2 separate regions of the Homo sapiens genome follow, and region 1 is linked to region 2. The links are chromatin loops, found by intact Hi-C in ENCODE. Cell type or tissue: A673. All regions are shown on one strand. Links, peaks and the distances in the headings refer to the core of each region. The heading gives the core; the rest is flanking DNA.

Region 1 (11,667 bases), core at 2,264-10,263, 210 kb after region 2:
CCTAACTCTGTAGCAAGAAAGACACCTTCATCCAGACAGGTCAGTGTGAACCTGTGACCACGTTCCTGGACAGTCTTCATGAAAGTGAACAGATACCACTGCTGAATTTATCTGTGCTCCTTGGACATTGGCTTTTTGTCCAAGGTTTTACCCTGAATTCATGAATTTAGGAGAAAATCTGGATCTAGGGGCATGCCGTTGATGATTTTTTATCTGCTACTTCCATAGCAGAGACAGGACATCTTATACGTTATTTCTTAGCAATTGTAAAGCTAGAAGAATAATTTTTATCTGTCTACATACCTCACAGTGTTGTTGTGAGAATAAATGAAACATTGGAACCATACCCGTTACACAGTAAATGCTATGTAATTGGTTGCCATTACTATTTACATGTTCACATTCTGAGAACTAAGTATTTATGAGGTTAAGAAAAAGTCAAAATGTTGTTTTCCAAATTCTTTTTAAAAGACTGATTTTTGTAGGAAAGGTGGAGTCAAAATACCTGGCAATTTTGCCAATGCTACCATTAGTAATAAATTATCAAATTAGATAACAGAATCAGGGAATTGGGGATCTGGAGAGGAAAGCCCAACACTTTTCCTTTTCTAGATGGAAAAAAGGAGATCCAGAGATAGCAAGCCACAACAGCAAATCTGAAATCATAACTAAGAGCTCACAGTTCTTGTCTAGAGCTCTTCTCCAGAATGCTATGGCCTAGACAAAAAAAAAAAAAAAAAAAAAAAGACTTAAAAAAATAAAGTGCTGGCAGGGGTCGGTGGCTTAAGCCTATAATCCCAGTACTTTATAGACTGGGGCAGGCAGATCACCTGAGGTCAGGAGTTCAAGACCAGCCTGGTTCCAACATGGCGAAACCCCATCTTTACTAAAAATACAAAAATTAGCCAGGCATGGTGGTGGGTGCCTGTAATCCCAGCTACTCAGGAGGCTGAGGCAGGATAATTGCTTGAACCCAGGAGGCGGAGGTTGCAGTGAACCAAGATTGTGCCATTGGACTCTGGCCTGGGAGACAGAGCGACACTCTGTCTCAAAAATAAATAAATAAATAAATAAAAAATAAAGTGCTTCAGAGAAGCTAAATGCTCTACCAACAAGAGCACTATATTTGGGCAAATGAAGTCAGAATCTGCTTATCAGTTCTTCTAATGGAAATGACAACCAGCACAAGCAAAATGCCTTATGATTTGGAAGATAAAAGAACCCAGTGCTCACCAGATCTCCTGTTATTCCTGATGGAACCCTCCCAGCTATTACACCTTGGAAAAATATTAACGTGTTCAGCCAACAAAGACAAATTTAAAAGCAAAGAAAGCAAGTGATGCTGTACGTTGCAATGCCACCCGATATTCAAATTGTACCCTCCTGAGCTGTGTCTAATGTCAGCATCATTTTTTTAAAGAGACATATCAGTTTCCGTCAAGGTTTTTATTTCACTTTACCCATTCTTCACTGCCTGAACTGGGGCAAAAGAAAGGAAGAATTATCAGCTACATTACTTTTTAATTTAATGCCCTTGAGTAAGGGCAGTAGCAGCGAGGCATAATAGAGATTTCAGGGGGACGGCAAAGGGAGAACAGTTGTTCGCGCAACCTCTTCCATGGATGCTGGTTGCAGCAGCTGTCTCTGCCATCATTCTCGCAAGGTAATGCCTTGCTTCCCATTGTCATTGTATCTCAGAATCAAATTATTTGAATTCCAGACACATCGACAGCACACTGAAGGGCCCCTGCCAATTTTTGCAGCTTGCTCGGAAAAGAGCATCATGAAGCATTACTCATTTATACGAAGCCCAGGCTCCTGTTGTAAATCCAGCATGCAGGACTGCCTCCAGGTGCATCCCTTCAGCTTAGCTCTCTAATCCTGTAACCCTTTACCACCAGCTCCTTCCTGGAAGCAGGTGCGCCACATCCCCGTGCCAGTCCTTCCCCCTCTTGGAGCCTGTGTTCAGTGGATGGAGTCCCGGCTGCCAGAGCTGACCTGGAGACAGAAACCAGCTATTTTTCCTGTCAGGTCTGGGGGTGAAAAACCCCAGGCACAATACAGTGAGTTGTCCCCACAGCTACCCCTCCAATATTGTCATACAGATGAAGTCTGGTTAAAATCCACATCTGCCTCACAATAGTGAAGTTGCTGATAATAGCGCATCTCTTGTCGGAAGATGAGGGATCTAGTTAGCAAAAGTGTTTATGAAGAATTTTTTTATCACTTAGAAAAAAATCTCACAAAATAAAGGAAAAAAGAATATGTGTAGTATAATCTCAAATGTTATATATGTTTTCAATATGCATGTAAGTACACACACAAACATATATATGTATATATATTATATTTAGAGAGATATAGATATTTTTTGACACAGGGTCTCGCTCTGTCACCCAGGTTGAAGTACAGTGGCACAATCATGGTTCATTGTACCTAGGTTGCTGCCCAGGCTCAAGTGATCCTCCCACTTCAGCCTCCCAAGTAGCTGGCACTACAGGCATGCACCACTACACCGAGCTAATTTTTTTTTTTTTTTTTTTTTTTTTTTTTTTGTAGAGATGGGGTTTCACCATGCTGTCCAGGCTGGTCTCGAACTCCTCGGCTCAAGCAATCTGCCTGCACTGGCCTCCCAAAGTGCTGGAATTGCAGGCATGAGCCACCATGCACCCAGCCACAAACATATTTAACTAGAAAATACAACAAAAATGGACAGTGATTATTTTATGTTTCTTCTTTACTTTTTTCTATATTTTTCTAAAACAAGCAGATACTGCTTTTATAGTCAGGAAAATGAATGTTGTTTATAAAGATAATTTCCGTCAAGAGTGTTTTTAAACAAACAACTGTTTTCAAAAGTTTCGCTACACAGTCAATTTTTATCCCCAGCCCTGTAAGTGAAGGGTCCCCATCCACTGTCCCCTGGTTAGAAGAGTTTTCCCAAGGGGTTCTTTTGACACAAGTCCGGGTTTAGGAGAGTTTTGTCCAGCAGGAACAAGAGTGACCTTATTAGTCCAGTCAGATTCTCTTACTAATTGAGCTACACAGAGATCAGTAGTAGAGGCAGAAAAAGAAGGAAAAGGGAAAGGAGGAGGGAGAAGGTGGGTTATTTGAATGGCTGGAGTGCAGACTACTGGGGAAGGGATAAAGAAACTCTTAATATAATAGCTGGAGCTGCCTTGGACCCTGGACAAGCTTCCAATTCCAGGGTTCTATGCCACGCAGGTCAATAGTTCCTATTTTTCCCATGAAGACTTGGTAATTGGTCTTCCTAAGTACCCAGAAGGCAGATCCATGGCCAAGAATCCTGTTTTCCTTGGTACCACAGGTATCCTTTTAACAATCTATCTGGTGGACCATTAAAATCCTCTCCTGGGTCAGACTATATATGGATTATTTGAACCACACGAGCAATTTCAGGATATCAAGAGCTTGAGACCAGGCAGATGAGTTCCACTGGTAATTTTATTCTTTATTTAGTAAACTATCCAAACCAAGGCTATCACTAGCCCATATGGCATTTCGTACAAATTTGAAAAAGCTAATCTTTCCTCAAGTTAAAAAGTTATATTATTTATTTCTCAATAATAACAAGGACTGGCAGTAATTCCATGTAAATTATGCAAGCAAATAATTCATTATAAAATATTGAAAAATTCAAATGATTAATTATAATATTAAGAACTCAAAGTCACTTGGATTTAATAATTTGTTGTAAAAAAGACATCTTGTCTTTGTGGAAGTAAAATTCTTTTTGACAGTTTTAATTCTTACTTGTTTTATTGCTTATATTTTATGGAAATGATCATCAGATTGGTGGACTTTTCTTCTTGATTGTAGGCCTTACATTGGTTGTTTTGTTTTGTTTTGTTTTTGAGACAGGGTCTTGCTCTGTCCCCAGGCTGGAGTGCAGTGGCGCGATCACAGCTCACTGCAGGCTTGACCTCCTGGTCTCAAGTGATCCTCCCCACTCTGCCTCCCCAGTAACTGGGACTACAGGCACACGCCACGGTACCCAGCTTAATGTATTTAATTTTGATAAGCCACATTCTCCATTGATATTGCTATTGGCAAAATTAGTTGTATCTTGAAAGGCATGAAGTTATTTGGAAGTGGATCTAGTAAGTTATTGTAACAAAGACTTTGCAATATTTTAGTGAAAGAACATTAGATTTTAAAAGACAACTTCAGGTTTTTAGGGCTTTGTACATTGATGAATGATCTATAAAAGCCTTTAATATGCTTGTCAGTCAATTTCAATTGTACATTTTTAACGCAGCCTTGGTACTTCATATTCACAGCAATTCTTCAAATCACATGCGATATCTGGAACCTTCCTACTCCACATATCCAGCATCAAAGCATCATCAGGGGCTTGTTAGGAATGCAGAATTTCAGGTCCCAACCCAGAGTTACTGAATCTGAATTTGCATTTTAATAAGATCCCCCGCATTCTATATGCACAGGAACATTTGAGAAATACTAATCTAAGACACAGAAAAGACCATATAGTCCTTCTGCAATATAAATCTTTCCTTTAAAGAAAATATGACTGTAACCTATAGAGAGAAAAATAGAAATAAATTTGGGATCACAGGTGGATTGACTGTAGAAATGACATTTGAAATTAATCTTCCTGGCCAGGCACGGTGGCTCACACCTGTAATCCCAGCACTTTGGGAGGCTGAGGCGAGCGGATCACCTGAAGTCAGGAGATCAAGACCAGCCTGGCCAACATGGTAAACACTGTCTCTACTAAAAATACAAAAATTAGGTGAATATGGTGGGGCACTCCTGTAATCCCAGCTACTCAGGAGGCTGAGGTGGGAGAATACCTTGAGCCCAGAGGCGGAAATTGCAGTGAGCAGAGATTGCGCCACTGCACTCCAGCCTGGGTGACAAAGTGAGACTTCATCTCAAAAAAAAAGAAAGAAAAAAAAGAAATTATTCTTCCTCTTCTTTCTGGTATTTTTATATTAGAAAAATTGGGCTTAATGTTGAGAAACTCTGCAATTTGTTTAGCAGCTTAATGTTGAGAAACTCTGCAATTTGTTTAGCAGCAATAATATCTTTGTGTGAATATCATAAGTTAATTTTTCCTAAAAAATTTTCTAAGCCCATAATGTTATGCTTTCAAGGGAATTATATATACTGACTTTGGGTTCCTGTCTAAGTTTGCATATAACATTAACTTTATCTTTACTCCTAATTTAGGCTGAACAATGCATTTTAAAGAAGATATTTTCAGTATACTTCTGACTTGCATTTTAGAATCTACATTTTTATTCATATCATCAACATGCATTGCATACTCTCTCTAATTAAGTTCTAGTAGCAAGATGGCATCTCCTCAAGTTTCCCATCCTATATTCAACAATGATTTAAAATTTTATGTTCCATAAATGCCTTTACAATATATTCCAACATTTGGTTGAAGCAAAAGAGTTAGTTATATCATATTTACAAGAAAAAAACAAACAATCCCATCAAAAAGTGGGCAAAGGATATGAACAGACACTTCCCAAAAAAAGACATCAATGCAGCCAACAAACATATGAAAAGCTCAACATCACTGATCATCAGAGAAACGCAAATCAAAACCAAAATGAGATACCATCTCATGCCAGTCAGAATGGCAATTATTAAAAAGTCAGGAAACAGGTGCTGGTGAGGCTGTGGAGAAATAGGAACGCTTTTACACTGTTGGTGGGAATGTAGATTAGTTCGACCATGGTGGAAGACAGTAGGGCGATTCCTCAAGGATCTAGAACCAGAAATACCATTTGACCCAGCAATCCTATTACTGGGTATATATCCAAAGGAATATAAATCATTCTGCTATAAAGACACATGCAGACGTATGTTTATTGAAACACTATTTACAATAGCAAAGACATGGAACCAACCCAAATGCCCATCAATGATAGACTGGATAAAGAAAATGGGGTACATATACAGCATGGGATACTATGCAGCCATGAAAAGGAATGAGATCATGTCCTTTGCAGGGATATGGATGAAGCTGGAAGCCATCATTCTCAGCAAACTAACACAGGAACAGAAAACCAAACACCGCATGTTCTCACTCATAAGTGGGAGTTGAACAATGAGAACACATGGACACAGAGAGGGGAACAACACACACCAGGGCCTGTTTGGGGGTTGGGGGTGAGGGGAGGGAACTTAGAGGACGGGTCAATAGGAGCAGCAAACCACCATGGCACACGTATACCTGTGTAACAAACCTACACGTTCTGCACATCTATCCCTTTTTTTTTTTTAGCAAAAAAAAAAGAGTAGTTATATAATTTCTTAGATGATATAAAAAAATTCAGTGCTGTAAAATAGATATTTGCTGCATCATTCAATATCAAATGTAAAGACACATAACAAAAAGTATAAAATACTCTAGACCTTTTTTAGGATCCTCTGTTGCAATCCATTATGATTTCTATGCATACTTGTGGCATTGCTGTATGTAACTTTTCTTTACATTTGCAAGTAGCCTTCTGAAAGTTTGTACATGCTTTCTTTTGTCATCTACTGGACAACCTCCCTCACCCAAATATCCACATATGAAATGTTTGTGTTCTAATAGTTTCATGTGTTCTTTATGTGTAGTTCTAATAGCTTTATGTGTTCTACCTGGCTTATACCAGAGACTGTATCTGAAATAATAAAGATAAATAATCTTTTTCAAAATTAGTTCATTCATTACTTCTGCTATCAGTTTAACTATTTGGTTTTTATATTTTATTCCTTAAAACTGTGTAACATTATTTGGTATCAATGTGCCATATTTTATTGAATTTTTGATAGTTTTTGCTAAGGAAGACAATTTTCCCTCCCTTCCTTCCTTGTTTCCTTCCTTCCTTCCTTCCTTCCTTCCTTCCTTCCTTCCTTCCTTTCTTTTTTTGAGACTGAGTCTCACTCTGTTGCCCAGGCTGGAGTGCTGTGGCACGATCTGGGCTCACTGCAACCTTTGTCTCCCGGGTTCAAGGCTGAGGGCCTGCCTCAGCCTTCCGAGTAGCTGGGACTACAGGCACGCACCACCACACCTGGCTAATTTTGTACTTTTAGTAGAGATGGGGTTTCGTCATGTTGGCCAGGCTGGACTTAAACTCCTGACCTCAAGTGATCCGCCCACCTTGGCCTCCCAAAGTGCTGGCATTACAGGCGGGAGCCATCATGCCCTGCCGGAAGACAATTTGCATCACTGCACTAGTAGTTTCCTGGATAATCTTCTCCCTAGATGTTGTCTTGTCAAAGCCGAGTCATGTATATTACGTGCACATGATATTGTTTCTCTTTATCATAGCATCTTTATCACTTTATATTATATATATTTCAAATCTTTGAATTCTTAACACCATTGAAGTGCATTTACCCTCTGTTTATTAGTATTATGTGATAAGTACTGCCAACCCATTCTAACATCTTTATTCTTCAGTTGACACTTTTTTTTCATCCCTGAAGAATTTGCAATATAGAGAAAACACAGAAACCATTAAGGTAGAATAATAAGGGGCGTGGTCGGTTTGACATTGGTAAGAATTTATGGGCCGGGCGCGGTGGCTCACGCCTGTAATCCCAGCACTTTGGGAGGCCGAGGCGGGTGGATCATGAGGTCAGGAGATCGAGACCATCCTGGCTAACAAGGTGAAACCCCGTCTCTACTAAAAATACAAAAAATTAGCCGGGCACGGTGGCGGGCGCCTGTAGTCCCAGCTACTCGGGAGGCTGAGGCAGGAGAATGGCGTGAACCCGGGAAGCGGAGCTTGCAGTGAGCCGAGATTGCGCCATTGCAGTCCGCAGTCCGGCCTGGGCGACAGAGCGAGACTCCGTCTCAAAAAAAAAAAAAAAAAAAAAAAAAATTTATGAATAAGTAATTTCTGAAAACTTCCTACCTGTACTGATAGTAGTTAAATACGATGGAAAGTTAAAATTCTTATGTATACATTTTGTAGACAAATTTCAAATAGAGTGTTCTATGGACAAAAATTCAAATTACATAGCCAAGTACCTCGATAGGGAAAAGAAAATCTAGTTTAATGTTTTCTTTTTCTCTTCCACTTTTTTCTCAAGTTATGTCTGACATAAATATTGAAATTAAATCCACATCCTAATTTAGCATTTTTTGCCTCCTGATTCTATCTTCTCCAAAAATATATTCAGTAGTCTAATTGATTGTCTTTGATTTCCTTCCATGTTTTCTGATTCTGAAATTAATTTTAAAAACTCCTTTGTAGTATCTGAGCAAAAAATCAATGGTATTTTATCTCGGAACTTACATGTACATAACATACAAAATATATAATTAACAGACTGCTAAATATTATCAAGCATTAATATTTTTATTAACAGGATATGCACAACAAGCAATTTCCATTATAGAACTAGCCAGATCACGAAGTGGTAATCTCTAATTTATGTGCATGTAATTCATTTTGTGGATTATCTGAGTGTATGTCATTTGATGGTGATTAATCTAATAATGAAAGTTCTTGTAGATTTAAACGAGGAATTCAGGAATAGCTTTTGGGTGCAGCGAACACAGCAGATAATGTGAAATGCAGTATGAAATATTAATTAGCCAGAGCTCTAACAACAATAGGGATTTAAAAAACATTTAAACACTCACCTACCAATAGATAAAGTGATTTCTTGTTTAGAAGTAAAAGTTATTTTCAGATGATGTTAGACATGTTGATTTCGAATACTGACTCATTTTTCCTTTGTAAATGGACTCTGAACAAAATATAGTAAACATCTTAAAACAAGACACTTTACTGCCATCTGCCGGGAAGTTGTAAGAAACATACAAATCGTCAATCTTTCCAATAAACAAAATAAAAATAAACATATAAAAATTATCACAATAATAAAGCATCTCTGATATGAACGGCACCTTGTTGAATGAGGAGTGCTTGTGCAGTGCCCAACATAGATCATCATGCCTAGATTTTACTATAGCTGCTTTCAAGTCTCTGTCAGAGAAGAGAAATTCCAGTTGGAGAAACATTCTTGAGGTCCAGTCTGGTGTTGCTCATTCATACTGTTGGTAGAAAACAGGGGAGGGGCCACAGTCTATAATTCAACTTCTGCAGAAGGCTGTCTACTCTCGTGAGTCAGACTGGGAGCTGGAGACTTTCATCACTTGCCCCAGGACAGAAGGCAGAATCTTCTCAAGGGTAAATCCATTGACTCTGCAGAAAGTGGGAGAAGGGGAGGAGTTAAACCCAGGAAAACTTTTTAAGGGAAAAAAGACTTGTCCCTTAAATTAGGGAGCTTGCAGATGAGCCAGAAGGATCCCTAAAGAACTTTAAGTGGAGGTAGGGGAGGGAGCTTTACGCATTTTGATTATAATTCTTCAGTGCAAACTCACAACTTCTTACTAGAAAGGGTGACATGAGCTCTGGCATGCTTTGCTTAGAAACAATGGTCAAGAATCCATTACTATTTTCTATTCCCAGAAGACAAATTCTCAGATGGAAAGGTGGTAAGACATCACCCTTATACACCCTCAGGTACTTGAGGTAAATCTTAAATGAGTCTGTATTTCTTGTGATGCAAATAGCAAAACTTAATATTAAACCAATAACTAATGCAGGGCTGAATGTCTTCCATTACCTCAGACAGTACCTGGCCCACAAGTGGCACTATCCCAAAGTGCTAAGTGAGCAATGATGATGTAGAATTAGGGAAACCAGAGAAGACTTCCAGGAGAAGGTGCTAGATCTTGACAAGGGGGCAGAATTGAGTTAGATCTCGACAAAGGGGCAGAACATTAGCAGGCAGAGACAGCAAGGAAAGGCCGCAGAGGTGTATATAGCCCTATGAAAAGCAAGACTCATAAAGTGGACAAAGAACTCGAACCATCGAGTGGACACTGGAGACAGGAGAATGTCAGGACAGCATGGTGACAGTGTATAGTGAGGAAGCTGAGATGTGGCAGGGGCCACAGTTTTGACACTGTGCATGGAAGCCAATTTGCAAGGGAGAATAATGATTGAATGGGAGAGGAGGGAAGGAAAACTAGAGAAGAGGAGGTTAGTTAAGCTACTCTCTCTCTTAATTTTTCAGTAAAGTAATATGTATATGTATATATTTCAAAGTGCACATAAATATATATAGCTTGATGAATAATTGATTTATTTACTTCTAACAACATAGATTAATTTTCAGATCTACTTTTTTGAAAAGGAGTTTTAAAAGATGGTAAAAGGAGAAAAATGGGATGGTAGCTTGAGTGGAAGCATCAATGGAAAGGAATTTTTAGGGCTGGTCTTGGTGGCTCACGCCTGTAATCCCAGCACTTTGGGAGGCTGAGTCGATTGCACTCTAGTCACCCAGGCTGGAGTGCAATGGCACGATCTTGGCTCACTGCAACCTCTGCCTCCCAGGTTCAAGCGATTATCCTGCCTCGGCCTCCCAAGTAGCTGGGATTACAGGTGCCCACCACCACACCCGGCTAATTTTTGTATTTTTTAGTAGAGACAGGGTTTCACCATGTTGGCCAGACTGGTCTCGAACTCCTGACCTTGTGATCCACCTGCTTCGGCCTCCCAAAGTGCTGAGATTGCAGGCATGAGCCACTGCGCCCAGCCCATAGACAGTTGTGAGCACGAACACTGAGCCAGACACACTCCCTAAGGTGTTATATGGTAATTCATTTGCTCCCCATAATAATGAGAAAGGCAATATTTATACGCCCATTTTACAGATAAAGAAATTAGCTGTGGGACTTATGGAAGTTAACTTTTTGATGTTTCAGTTTCCTTATCTATAAAATGCTAGCATTTAGAACATTGATAAGATTCATAGAGCCCATTCATTAGTTCAGCAAATTTTACCGAGCCCCTACTATGTGCCAGGCACTATTCTAGGCACTGGAGAAAGAGCAGGAAAAATGTTTTATTAGAAATACATTATATATATATATGGTTGGTGCAAAGGTAATTGCAATTTCAGACCATGAATTTGAAATCATTATAACTAGGCTCAAACACATCTTTATTCGTAAGAATAGGAACCATTACAATCAACACATTTTTACCAATGAGAAATGTTTGCTTATTGCTGTAGTGTAAAAATCCATACTTCAACATTTGAACTCTTGGAAAGCATTTTCTGCATCCTGCTGGTTGTGGAAGCGTTTTCCTTGCAAAAAGTTGTCGAGATGCTTGAAGAAGTGGTAGTCAGTCGACGAGAGGTCAGGTGAATATGGCGGATAAGGCAAAACTGTGTAGCCCAATTCCTTCAACTTTTGTTCAAAGTGTTGGTTGTGTGACATACGGCTGGGCATTGTCGTGGAGAGGAATTGGGCTCTTTCTGTTGACCAGTGCCGGCTGCAGGCATTGCAGTTTTTGGTGCAGCTCATCGATTTGCCGAGCATACTTCTCAGATGTAATGGTTTCTCTGGGATTCAGAAAGCTATAGTGGATCAGACCAGCAGCAGCCCACCAAACAGTGACCATGACCTTTTTTTTGGCGCAAATTTGGCTTTGGGAAGTGCTTTGGAGCTTCTTCTGGGTCCAGTCACTGAGGTGGTCATCGCCAGTTGTCGTATAAAATCGACTTTTCGGCGCACATCACAATCCGATTGAGAAATGGTTCGTTGCTGTTGCGTAGAATAAGAGAAGACGACACTTCACAACGATGTTTTTT
Region 2 (11,667 bases), core at 1,352-9,351:
CAAAAAAATTTGCTGGGTGTGGTGGCGCATGCCTGTAATTACAGCTGCTCAGGAGGTTGAGGCACGAGAACCCGGGAGGCAGAGGCTGCAGTGAGCCAAGATTGTGCCACTGCATTCCAGCCTAAGCAACAGAGTGAGACTGTCTCAAAAAACAAAAAACAACTGCAAATGGTACACATCCATCACAGTTCAACAGAGGGCCCTGTTCGTAGTAGTCACTCAGTAGATTCATGCTGATGCCATATCTCAAGTGTTGCTGATCACTGTACCACAAGAGAACTCAGGAATATCTCAGTCAATTAAATGCTTTAGACAAGTAGATATGCATCACATCTGCTTAAATTCATTGGCCAAAAAGAGTCACATGACCCTATCCAACTATAAGGGAGTCAAGAGATGGTATTCTATCAGATGCCGGGTAGGAAGCAGATGAGCCAGAAATATTTGGTGAATATATGAAGCTGTCACGCTTTCACTTCCTATATCATCCCAATCCCATTTCATTGGTGTTCTGACATTCTGCGTTTGTCTGTTCAGGTCAGCAAGTCCAGAAAGACCAATAAATTTAAGGCAAAGCTGTGTCCTAAAGCTCACTTCCTGCCCAGATCAATGCCAAGGTCTCAGTCATTCAAATTTGTGTATTTCCTACTTGACTGAAGCTATGTTTATGTGAATTTTAAATACTCATTTTTTAAACCCTTTTTTCTAGTACAGAGCTATGCAGTAACTTGCAGTCATTGCATCATTGAAGAAATAAAGGGTTCCCAGAAAACACACTGGAGGAGCAGAATATGTTTATAAATGGTTTATAAATTTAAAAACCTTGGTATACTTTAATATATGCCAATATTAAATATATTAACATAAAGCAAATACAACAATATGCAAAATAATATATTTCAATAACAAATCTTTCAAGCTGACATTTGCTTGTTCAATTCATTAGACCACAGCACTTTGAAGTTTCCACAAAGTGAATAATTAAACTATTTATCCTGATCATTTTAGCAAAATAATTCAACTGCTTGAACTTGAGTCACCCAATAAGCTAATGCTTATTTGTAGCAAAAGAGAGGAATCTTCATCTGAATTATATGAACTGCCTCTTTGTTTCAGGTTGACAGAAACCTGACCAAAGTGTGAACTACACTGTTCACATAGCTAAGGCTCTTAAAGTTTCTTAAATTTGTTTTTCCATCATTTTACTACAAGTCAGGAGTAGACATTTCTATCATAATTTTTCCAGTACAGTCTTTTTTATTGTAATTCAATCAATGATTGTCTATGTGTCCATGAACCACCACTAAACTCTAAGCTTTTCAAAGAAAAAGAGCAGTCGTTTTGTTTTTCCATCTCTGGATCCTCATAAGCAATAGCATGCCTGGCACAACTATTTTGTCACTAAGTATTGCCTACTGTATTAACATATCAGTACGGTTTTAATATTATTATTACTATTGGTCCATACTGTCTCTGAATTCTTACATTTTGGTCATCAGCTGAGATAACATCCTTTTCCGCTTATATTTTCCTATGTCCACCTTTTCTTGCGTGTAATATTATGCTTAGAAACAGGACTTCATGTTTTGTAGAGGTACAATATGTTCAGAATAGTTATTTCAGATTTCACGAAATACTGTTGTTTGTTATTGAACACTCTTAGAAGCTACACACTTTACTCAATGTAAAAGTAAACACAGTGGTATGTGCTTGAAATCCCAGCTACTCGGGAGGCTGAAATGAGAGCATTAGTTGAGCCCAGTAGTTCGAGGATGCAATATCATGTCACTACACTCCAGCGTGGACAACAGAGTAAAACCCAGCATCTAAAAAATAAAAATTTTATTTTTATTTTATTTTATTTATTTATTTTTTTGAGATGGAGTATCATTCTGTCGCCCAGGCTGGAGTGCAGTGGCAAGATCTCAGCTCATTGCAATCTCTACCTCCTGGGTTCAAGTGGTTCTCCTGCCTCAGCCTCCCGAGTAGCTGGGATTACAGGTGCATGCCATCATGCCCGACTAATTTTTGTATTTTTGGTAGAGACAGGATTTCACCATGTTGGCCAGGCTGGCCTCAAATTCCTGAGTTCAGGCAACCCACCTGCCTTGGCCTCCCAAAGAGCTGGGATTACAGGCCTGAGCCACTGCGCCCAGCCTAAAAATAAAAATGTTTTAAAAGCAAAAACACCTTGGCCACAGGTACTAAAATCTTTCATATAGTTACTTATATGAATTGTATGTTGTCTTAACATCATGTTTCTATTTCAGTGGTTCCCAACCTGTGGTGATTTTGTCCCTCGGGGACACTTGATTTAAAGGTCTCCTAAGCACCAAATCACTAGCAATGTCTAGAAGTATTTAGTTGTCACAACTTGAGGGGAAGATGTTAATTGCATCCAGTTTGTAGAGGCCAAAGATGCTTCTAAACATCTTACAATGCACAAAACAACACACAATTATTCAGACCAAAACATCAATAATGCCGAGTTTGGGAAATGCTGTTCTATTTTATGAGATAAAAGATGTAGTCACTGGCCAGGCACGGTGGCTCATGCTTGTAATTCCAGCACTTTGGGAGGCCAAGGCAGACGGATCACCCAAGGTCAGGAGTTCGAGACCAGCCTGGCCAACATGGTGAAACCCTGTTTCTACTAAAAATACAAAAATTAGCCGGGCATGGTGGCGGGTGCCTGTAATCCCAGCTACTCAGGAGGCTGAGGAAGGAGAATCACTTGAACCTGGGAGGCAGAGGTTGCAGTGAACCAAGATTGCGCCACTGCACTCCAGCCTGGGTGACAGGGCAAGACTCTATCTCAAAAAACAAAACAAAAAAGTAGTCACTTGTTCTAGCACTTTACAAGTAAAGCTACTCTGATGACACTGGCGCCCCAAATTAAAAATGCCTTTAGAAATGCCTTATTGAGGTGGCTCACGCCTGTAATCCCAGCACTTTGGGAGGCTAAGGTGGGTGGATCACCTGAGGTCAGGAGTTTGAGACCAGTCTGGCTAACGTGGCGAAACCCCGTCTCTACTAAAAAAAATGTAAAAATTAGGCGGGTATGGTGGTGCATGCCTGTAATCCTAGCTACTCAGGAGGCTGAGGCAGGAGAATCACTTGAACCCAGGAAGCGGAGGTTGCAGTGAGCTGAGATCACGGCACTGCACTCCAGCCTGGGCAACAGAGCAAGACTCTGTCTCAAAAAAAAAAAAAAAAAAAAGGAAGAAAGAAAGAAGGGGGGTGGGGCGCGGGTGGGGGAGAGAGAGAGAGAGAAAGAGAAAGAAAGAAAGAGAAAAAGGGGGGAGCGTGGAGGGGGGAGAGAGACAGGAAGGAAGGAAGGAAGGAAGGAAGGAAGGAAGGAAGGAAGGAAGGAAAAGAAAAAAAAGAGAACTAACTGCATTATGCATGTTGCCAAGATGCAAGCTGATCTGTTCGTAGGGTGATCTTGCATCTTGGCAATATGAATAATCATGGTCATTTCAGGCAATAAAGTATTCTGTGTATCAATTCCCCTACTAATACATACAACCACTGTGAACAATAATTTGAGAAAAATAACTTCCTTCAAGGTAACAACTAACTGCTCCATGAATTTTGGAAGGAATAAAACTTTATGTATCTCAGTTAATACATACTAGGGGAATATAAGTATAGAAGTAATCAGCTTATTCAAGATTGTTCCTATAGCTGGTCAGGATAGTATTATTTCAAGAATAATTTTCACACCTAACAGCACAACTCCCCCTATATTAATGGTTTACTCTTTGTGTGTTGATAACTTGTTTATCTTGAGAGCCTGAGAACTTGATTTAAAGGTCTCCTAAGCACCAAATCACTAGAGATGTGAAAAATGTCATGAGAAGATGTAGGTCCTGTGTTTGTTTTTTTCTTGCATAGATTTTCAGTGGATGTAGAATTTGCAAAGGAGAGAGCCCTACCCCCCACACCCCAATTCTCGTCTTTGATGCAGTGCTTCCCAAAGTAGGCAAGGACCACCAATTTCCAAATGACCTGGGGTACTTGTCAAAATGAAAATTCCTAGACTCCCCCCCAGACATTGCCTCTACATCCCAGAATCTGAAACCTAGGAACATCCATTTAAAAAACGAAACTCCCCTTTGCACATTCAAGCTTGTGAATCTCTGCTCTATAGACGTAGAGTGTACATGCTACTCATTTTCACAAAAATAAGTGCCAAAAATGTTCAAAAACATCTTCTTTTCATGGTATCTTCCTATCTTTCCTCCCAGGTAGTGCTGTGACAGTGTCTTAAGTAGGGCATGTTGATAGATGGAAAAGGACGGCAAACTCGAGGTGCTGATTCAGGAAGAAGCAGATTCCAAGATGGAAGAGAAAATATCGAGAGAAATATGCCGAGAGAAGAATCCAGGCAGAATGGAATCCAGGCAGAATGGTGAATGGAAGGTTCGGGTGACCAAGAGAAAGGAAGGGTGACTCAGCAAGTCTGTAGTTTCAGCTCTTGTATAGTACGTTATACTTGAAAAGCTGAAGCCTTTTCTCGGGGAAGAGTCAGAACGGCCTGGAGGGCTTGCTAAAGCGCTGCTGGCTGGGCCCCGCCCGCTGAATGACTAATGGAGACTCTGAGGGCCGGCTGGTAATTTGAGTTTCTAACAAGCCCTGTTTCGATGCTGGTACAGCCGATCTAGGGAAAATATTGGAACAAGGAAAAAACTAAGAAGAAATTTTAAAAAGTAATCAAAGGCGGCCAAGTGAGGTGGCTCACGCCTGTGATCCTAGCGCTTTGGGAGGCCGAGGCGGGCAGATATCTGAGGTCAGGGGTTTGAAGACCAACATGGAGAAACCACGTCTCTACTAGAAATACGAAAACTAGCCAGGCGTGGTGGCTAATGCCTGTAATCCTAACTAGTCAGGAGGCTGAGGCAGAGGAGTCGCTTGAACCCAGGAGGGGGAGGTTGCAGTGAGCCGAGATCGCGCCACTGCACTCCAGCCTGGGCAACAAAGACTCCATCTCAAAAAAAAAAAAAAAAGTAATAAAAAATGACAGTAGTGTACTGTAATATGTATGTTTTCTGCTGCTACTTTTTGTTTTGCATTTTCCTCTTAAAGAGACCAGAAGATGGCTGGGCTCAGTGGCTCATGCCTGTAATCCCAGCACTTTGGGAGGCCGAGGCAGGTGGATCACCTGAGGTCAGGAGTTTGAGACCAGCCTGGCCAATATGATGAAACCCTGTCTCTACCAAAAATACAAAAATTAGCCAGGCGTGGTGGCAGGCGCCTGTAATCCCAGCTACTCGGGAGGCTGAGGCAGGAGAACGGTTTGAACCCGGGAGGCCAAGGTTGCAGTAAGCCAAGATCACGCCATCACACTCCAGCCTGGGGGACAAGAGTGAGACTTCGTCTCCCAAAAAAAAAAAACCAAAAAGAGGGCAGAAGAGAAAAAATAGAAGGAGATATTGGACATCCTAGTCATACCCCATTTAGACTTTGCCTACAGAGGACAATGAAAGAAGGCAGCAACCTTTTCTCTGGGCCCTCCTTGTCTAAACCAAATGCAGATCTGGCAGCCCTATAGTATTGCAAGATCATATTCCTTGGCGTTCTTTGGAGCTAGAGCTGGTGGTGTTTCTCCTCGTGAATGCTGTGCTAACATCCACCTAAAGCGGAAAGAAGACAGTTCTTTAGGATAGCTAGGGCTGATTTGATGTGAGAAAAAGAAATGATGGTGTGACAAGGAATGCGTTTATGCAGCCTTTTCACAGAAAAAAAGTATAAATTATAATTAAATATTTTTAAACCTTCATTTTTAAAAAATTGCAAGAGTAATACAAGTTTATTGCAAATAATTTAGATAAGTAAATTATGCAAAACTAAAACAACAGCTCAGTGTGTTGTATAACTTTTATTGGGCTCTAATTTACCTATCATAAAATTAACCCATTTAAAGTGTACAATTAACTGGTTTTTAGTATATTTGATATTTGAGAGTAATGCAACCATTGCCATTACCTAATTTTAGGACATTTTTATCACCCCAGGAAGTAACATGTACCTCATTAGCAGTCATTCCCCATTTACCCCTCCTCCTAGCCCCTGGCTACTGCTAATCTACTTTCTCTATGAAATTGCCTATTCTGGACATTTTAGATAGCTGGAACCCTACAATATATGGCCTTTTGTGCCTGGCTTATTTCACTTATCATAGTATTTTTAAGATACATCCTTGTTTTGGCATGAATTTCATTCCTTTTTATGGCTGAATAATATTCCATTGAATAGGTATACTAGAGTTTGTTTGTCTATTCATCCATTGATAGACACTTGGGGTGTCTTCCACTTCTTGGTTGTTGTGAATAATGCTGTTGTGAATATTTGATATGGTTTGGATTTGTGTCCCCACCCAAATCTCATGTCAAATTGTGATCCCCAATGTTGGAGAAGGGGCCTAGTGGGTGGGAGGTGATTGGATCATAAGGGCAGACTTCCCTCTTGCTGTTGCTGTGATAGTGAGTTTCACGAGATCTGGTTGTTTAAAAGTGTGTAGCACTTCCACCCTCACTCTGTCTCTCCTGCTGCACCATGTGAAGATTGTGCCTGCTTCCCCTTTGCCGTCTGCCATGATGATAAGTTTCCTGAGGCCTCCCCCAGCCTGTGGAACAGTAAGCCAATTAAACCTCTTTTCTTTATAAATTACCCAGTCTCAGGTAGTTTTTTTTTTTTCAACGGAGTCTCACTCTATCACCAGCCTGTAATGCAGTGACGCGATCTCGGCTCACTGCAACCTCTGCCTCCTGGGTTCAAGTGATTCTCCTGCCTCAGCCTCCCAAGTAGCTGGGACTACAGGCACGCGCCACCATGCCTGGCTGATTTTTTTTTGTATTTTTAGTAGACACGGGGTTTCACCATGTTGGCCAGGATGGTCTTGATCTCTTGACCTCATGATCCACCTGCCTTGGCCTCCCAAAGTGTTGGGGTTACAGGTGTAAGCCACTGCACCTGGCCTCAGGTAGTTCTCTATAGCAATGAGAGAACAGACTAATGCAACATTCATGTACAAGTTTTTTGTATGAACACATGTTTTCAATTCACTAGGTATACACCTACAGTAGATTGCTAGGTTATATGGTAACTTTATGTGTAATGTTTTTGTTTTTGTTTTTGTTTTGGGATGGAGTCTCGCTCTGTTGCCCAGGCTGGAGTGCAGTGGTGTGATCTCGGTTCACTGCAGCCTCCACCTCCCGAGTTCAAGCGATTCTCCTGCCTCAAGCTCCAAAGTAGCTGGGCCTGTAGGTGCGCACCACAACGCCCGGCTAATTTTTTTTGTATTTTTAGTAGAGATGGGGTTTCATCATGTTGACCACACTGGCCTCAATCTCCTGACCTCGTGATCCGCCCTCTTCAGCCTCCCAAAGTGCTGGGATTACAGGCATGAGCCACTGTGCCTGGCCTACATGTAATATTTTGAGCAACTGCCTAAGTGTTCTCCAAAGTGGCTGCACCATATTCAGCTTTGTATGAGGTTTCAATTTCTTTACATCCTCATCAAACACTTGTTATTAGCCATGTTTGTTTGTTTGTTTGTTGTTTTTGTTTTTTTGAGACAGAGTCTCGCTCTATCGCCCAGGCTGGAGTGCAATGGCACAATCTCAGCTCACTGCAACCTCCACCTCCCAGGTTCAAGCTATTCTTCCGCCCCAGGCTCCCAAGTAGCTGGGATTACAGGCACCTGCCATCATGCCCAGCTAATTTTTGCATTTTTTGTAGAGACAGGGTTTCAACATGTTGGCCAGGCTGGTCTTGAACTCCCGACCTCAGGTGATCTGCCCACCTTGGCCTCCCAAAGTGCTGGGATTACAGGTGTGAGCCACCGCGCCCCGCCCTTAGCCATGTTTTTGATTATCGCTGTGCTAGTGAATGTGTCTCAGTGAGAAGCAGTACCTTATTGGGGCTCTATTTGCATAACTGGTTGTCTTTAAACAAGGATTAGATTATTCCACTCTTTGTGGGATTTACATATGATTTTGGAAGAAAGTGGGGGAAATGGAATCATATTTCAAGGGTTCTTTTACCTTTATGATTAGGACTGTCACAGCTCTAGTGTCTACATTGCCAGGCAATGCTATGAAGCACTCAGCTGATGAGGCCTTGGGAAGAAAGTATCAGAAGACTAATACTGGCAGTGAGTGGACACTCAGGCATGTCTGTTGACTGGGATTTGATGATGATTAAACTTAGGCAAGGTCGATTTTTATGTACCGGAAATGTTTGATTTTAGCATTTGGAAGACTTCTCAGCCCCTCATTACTTCTGCAACAAGAACTTAGCACCTTGTGCATGCCAGGCACTGTCTGTGTTTATTCACATGTTGAATAAGACATAATCCTATGGCCTCCAGAAAATTAGTATTAAGAAGGGTAGTCAAATATATAAAGAGATACAATTTAATGTGATATACTTCAGTGAGATACTACTACATAGTCACCAAAATGGCTAAAATTTAAAAACTGAAATGGGCCAGGCACATTGGCTTATGCCTGTAATCCCAGCACTTTGAGAGGCCAATGCGGGCAGATGGCCTGAGCTCAGGAGTTAAAGACCAGCTTGGGCAACATGGCGAAACCCCATCTCTACAAAAACTACAAAAATTACCTGGGCATGGTGGCACGTGCCTGTAGTCTCAGCTTCTTGGGGGGCTGAGGAGAGAGGATCTCTTGAGCCTGGGAGGTTAAGGCTGCAGTGAGCCATGTTCGTGCCACTGCACTCCAGCCAGGGTGACAAAGCAAGACCCTGTCCTAAAAGCAAAAGAAAACAAAACAAAAACAAAGCAAAACCTGAAATAAACAAGGAATGGCAAGAATGTAGCGCAACTGGAATTTCCATGCAGTGTGGATGGGAGTATAAATTGGCCCAGACAGCCGTGCGCGGTGGCTCACACCTGCAATCCTAGAACTTTGGGAGGCTGAGGCGAGTGGATTGCCTGAGCTCAGGAGTTTGAGACCAGCCTGGGCAACACGGCGTAACCCATCTCTACTAAAATACAAAAAATTAGCCGGGCATGGCGGCGTGCATCTGTAATCCCAGCTACTCGGGAGCCTGAGACAAGAGAATCACTTGAACCTGGGAGGTGGAGGTTGCAGTGAGCCAAGATCGTGCCACCGCACTCCAGCCTGGGTGACAGAGTGAGACTCTGTCTCAAAAAAATAAAAAATATATATAAATAAATAAATAGGCCCAGCCATCTTAGAACAGTGTTTGTCAGTATCTCCTAAAGCTGAGTATTCACATACCGTATAACTCAGAAATTCTGCTTTAGGCATATACTAATAGAAAAGCATAGATATGGTCATCAAGAGACATATACAAGCATGTTCATGGCAGCATTGTTCTTAGTAACCAAAAATGGAAACAACCCAAATTTCTATCAATAGTAGAAAAAGATAAATATATGGTATATTTATTTAATACATATAGCTGTGAAAATGAACAAACCACTGCTACTAGCAACAACATGGATAAATTCAACACACATAATGTTGAATCAAAGAAACTAGACACAAAAGTATGGAACAATAAAAACAAACTAATCTATGGTAAAAGAAATCGGAACAGTGATTACCTTTGTCATTAGGTAATGACTGGGATGTAGCACAAGAGAGGCTTTTGAGGTCCTGGCAATATTCTCTTTTTATTTTTTTATTTAATTATTTATTTTTGAGACAGGGTCTCACTCTGTCAGCCAGGCTGGAGTGCAGTGGTGCGATCATGGCTCACTGCAGCCTAGACCTCTCCGGGCTCAGGTGATCCTCCCACCTCAGCTTCCCAAGCAGCTGGGACCACAGGTGTGCGCCACCATGCCCTGCTAATTTTTGTTTGTTTGTTTATTTGTTTGGTTTTTGAAATGGAGTTTCACTCTTGTTGCCCAGGCTGGAGTGCAATGGCGCAATCTCGGCTCACTGCAACCTCTGCCTCCCGGGTTCAAGCGATTCTCCTGCGCCAGCCTCCCAAGTAGCTGGGATTACAGCCGCCACCACGCCAGGCTAATTTTTTGTATTTTTAGTAGATACAGGGTTTCACCATGTTGGCCAGGCTGGTCTCGAACTCCTGACTTCAGGTGGTCCACCCGCCTCAGCCTCCCAAAGCTCTGGGATTGCAGATGTGAGCCACCATGCCCAGCCTAATTTTTGTGTGTATATATATATATATGTTTTTTTTTTTTTTTGGTAGAGGTGAGGTTTCCCCACATTACCCAGACTAGTCTCTAACTCCTGGACTCAAGCTATCCACTCACCTCAGCCTCCCAAAGTGCCAGGATTACGGGTATGAGATATTATGCCTGGCCAATATTCTATCTCTTGTTCAGAGTGATAGTTACATAGCTGTGTTCACTTCGTAAAGTTCATTGAGCCATATGCCTACAGTTTGCACACTCCTGTAGGTATGTTATGCTTCAATATAAATGTCTACTTAAGATATTTTCTTTTTTATGGCAAAAATATGGGCAACCCAGAAGGCTGTACAAGAACAGAGGTGACACATAAGTGGAGTGGGTAACTCTTTATGGGTGGGAATCAGAAAAGGCTCTCTGGAAATGTTGCCAGAGCTGAATTTTGAAAGATTTTTTTTTTTTTTTGAGGCGAAGTTTCACTCTTGTTGCCCAGGCTGGAGTTCAATGGCATGATCTCGGCTCACTGCAACCTCCGCCTCCCGGGTTCAAGCGATTCTCCTGCCTCAGCCTCCCAAGTCGCTGGGATTACAGGCATGTGCCACCAAGCCCGGCTAATTTTTGTATTTTTAGTAGAGACAGGGTTTCTCCATGTTGGTCAGGCTGGTCTCGAATTCCCAACCTCAGGAGATCCGCCCACCTCGGACTCCCAAAGTGCTGGGATTACAGGTGTGAGCCACTGCACCTGGCGAAAGATAATTTTTACAAGAAACAAAAGTGGGTAAAAGAAAGAGGAAAGGCATTGCAGGCAGAGGGAACAGCATGCTCAATAGCACATGAAAGCATAAAATCATATCGTGTGGTTTAGGGATCCCAAGTGTTTCTATATTATGGGAGTATTAATTGGGGAGGGATGGCAGGGAGAGAGCTGCAGATAATAAGACTAGCCAGGTAAGCTATGACCAGGTCATGAAAACTCCTTTTATCCTAGTTACACCGCTTGAACTTGAACTATAGGTCTTAGCCTTCTTATGGAAATACATTCCCCTGAAGTTCTGATTAAAATTACAGACCATCTCATTGGAAAAATGCACATGTAAATTCCTACATATAATTCAGTTCTTCTGATGCTCATCTGTTGATTCCTGGTTCATAGATGTCAGATTTGTAATCCTATCTTTTCTTTTCTTTTTTTTTTTTTTTTTCAAACAGTCACGCTCTGTTGCTCAGGCTGGAGTGCAGTGGTGTGATCTTGGCTCACTGCAACCTTTGCCTTCCAGATTCATGAGATTCTCCTGCCTCAGCTTCCCGAGTAGCTGGGACTACAGGCACGTGCCACCACACCTGGCTAGTTTTTCATATTTTTAGTAGAGATGGGGTTTCACCGCGTTAGCCAGGATGGTCTCGAACTCCTGACCTCGTGATCCGCCCACCTAGGCCTCCCAAAGTGCTGGAATTACAGGCGTGAGCCACCGCGCCCAGCCTAGAATCCTATCTTTTCAATAGACAATTGGAATTAATTAAAA

The links. Hi-C counts contacts between places; a loop is a spot of excess contacts. Peaks named below come from ENCODE experiments on the same cell type or tissue, not always from the same donor. Only the 100,000 strongest peaks of a DNase experiment are listed, where the experiment ranks them.
Region 1: it touches region 2 in a loop (14-fold over the local background); 2 of 110 quality-filtered maps call a loop at or near these places.

Annotation. Positions count from the first base shown.
Region 1 is chr11:33,832,766-33,844,432 of GRCh38, reverse strand. No RefSeq gene overlaps it. Among named protein-coding and RNA genes, the nearest start is that of LINC02721, 16 kb to the right of the region's middle. In A673, for the core only: a CTCF peak has its summit at 8,815 (motif pointing left); DNase peaks (open chromatin) are centred at 6,932, 7,232, 8,782, 9,092 and 1 weaker place; H3K4me3 peaks cover 957 bases; H3K27ac peaks cover 3,281 bases.
Region 2 is chr11:34,037,959-34,049,625 of GRCh38, reverse strand. It overlaps LOC101929918 (a long non-coding RNA gene), which reads left to right. Exons shown (of 3, transcript XR_931177.3): 3 at 4,251-5,039. Among named protein-coding and RNA genes, the nearest start is that of CAPRIN1, 7.9 kb to the left of the region's middle. In A673, for the core only: no CTCF peak of the experiment used is centred there; DNase peaks (open chromatin) are centred at 2,355, 3,315, 4,525, 5,555 and 1 weaker place; H3K4me3 peaks cover 1,209 bases; H3K27ac peaks cover 7,282 bases.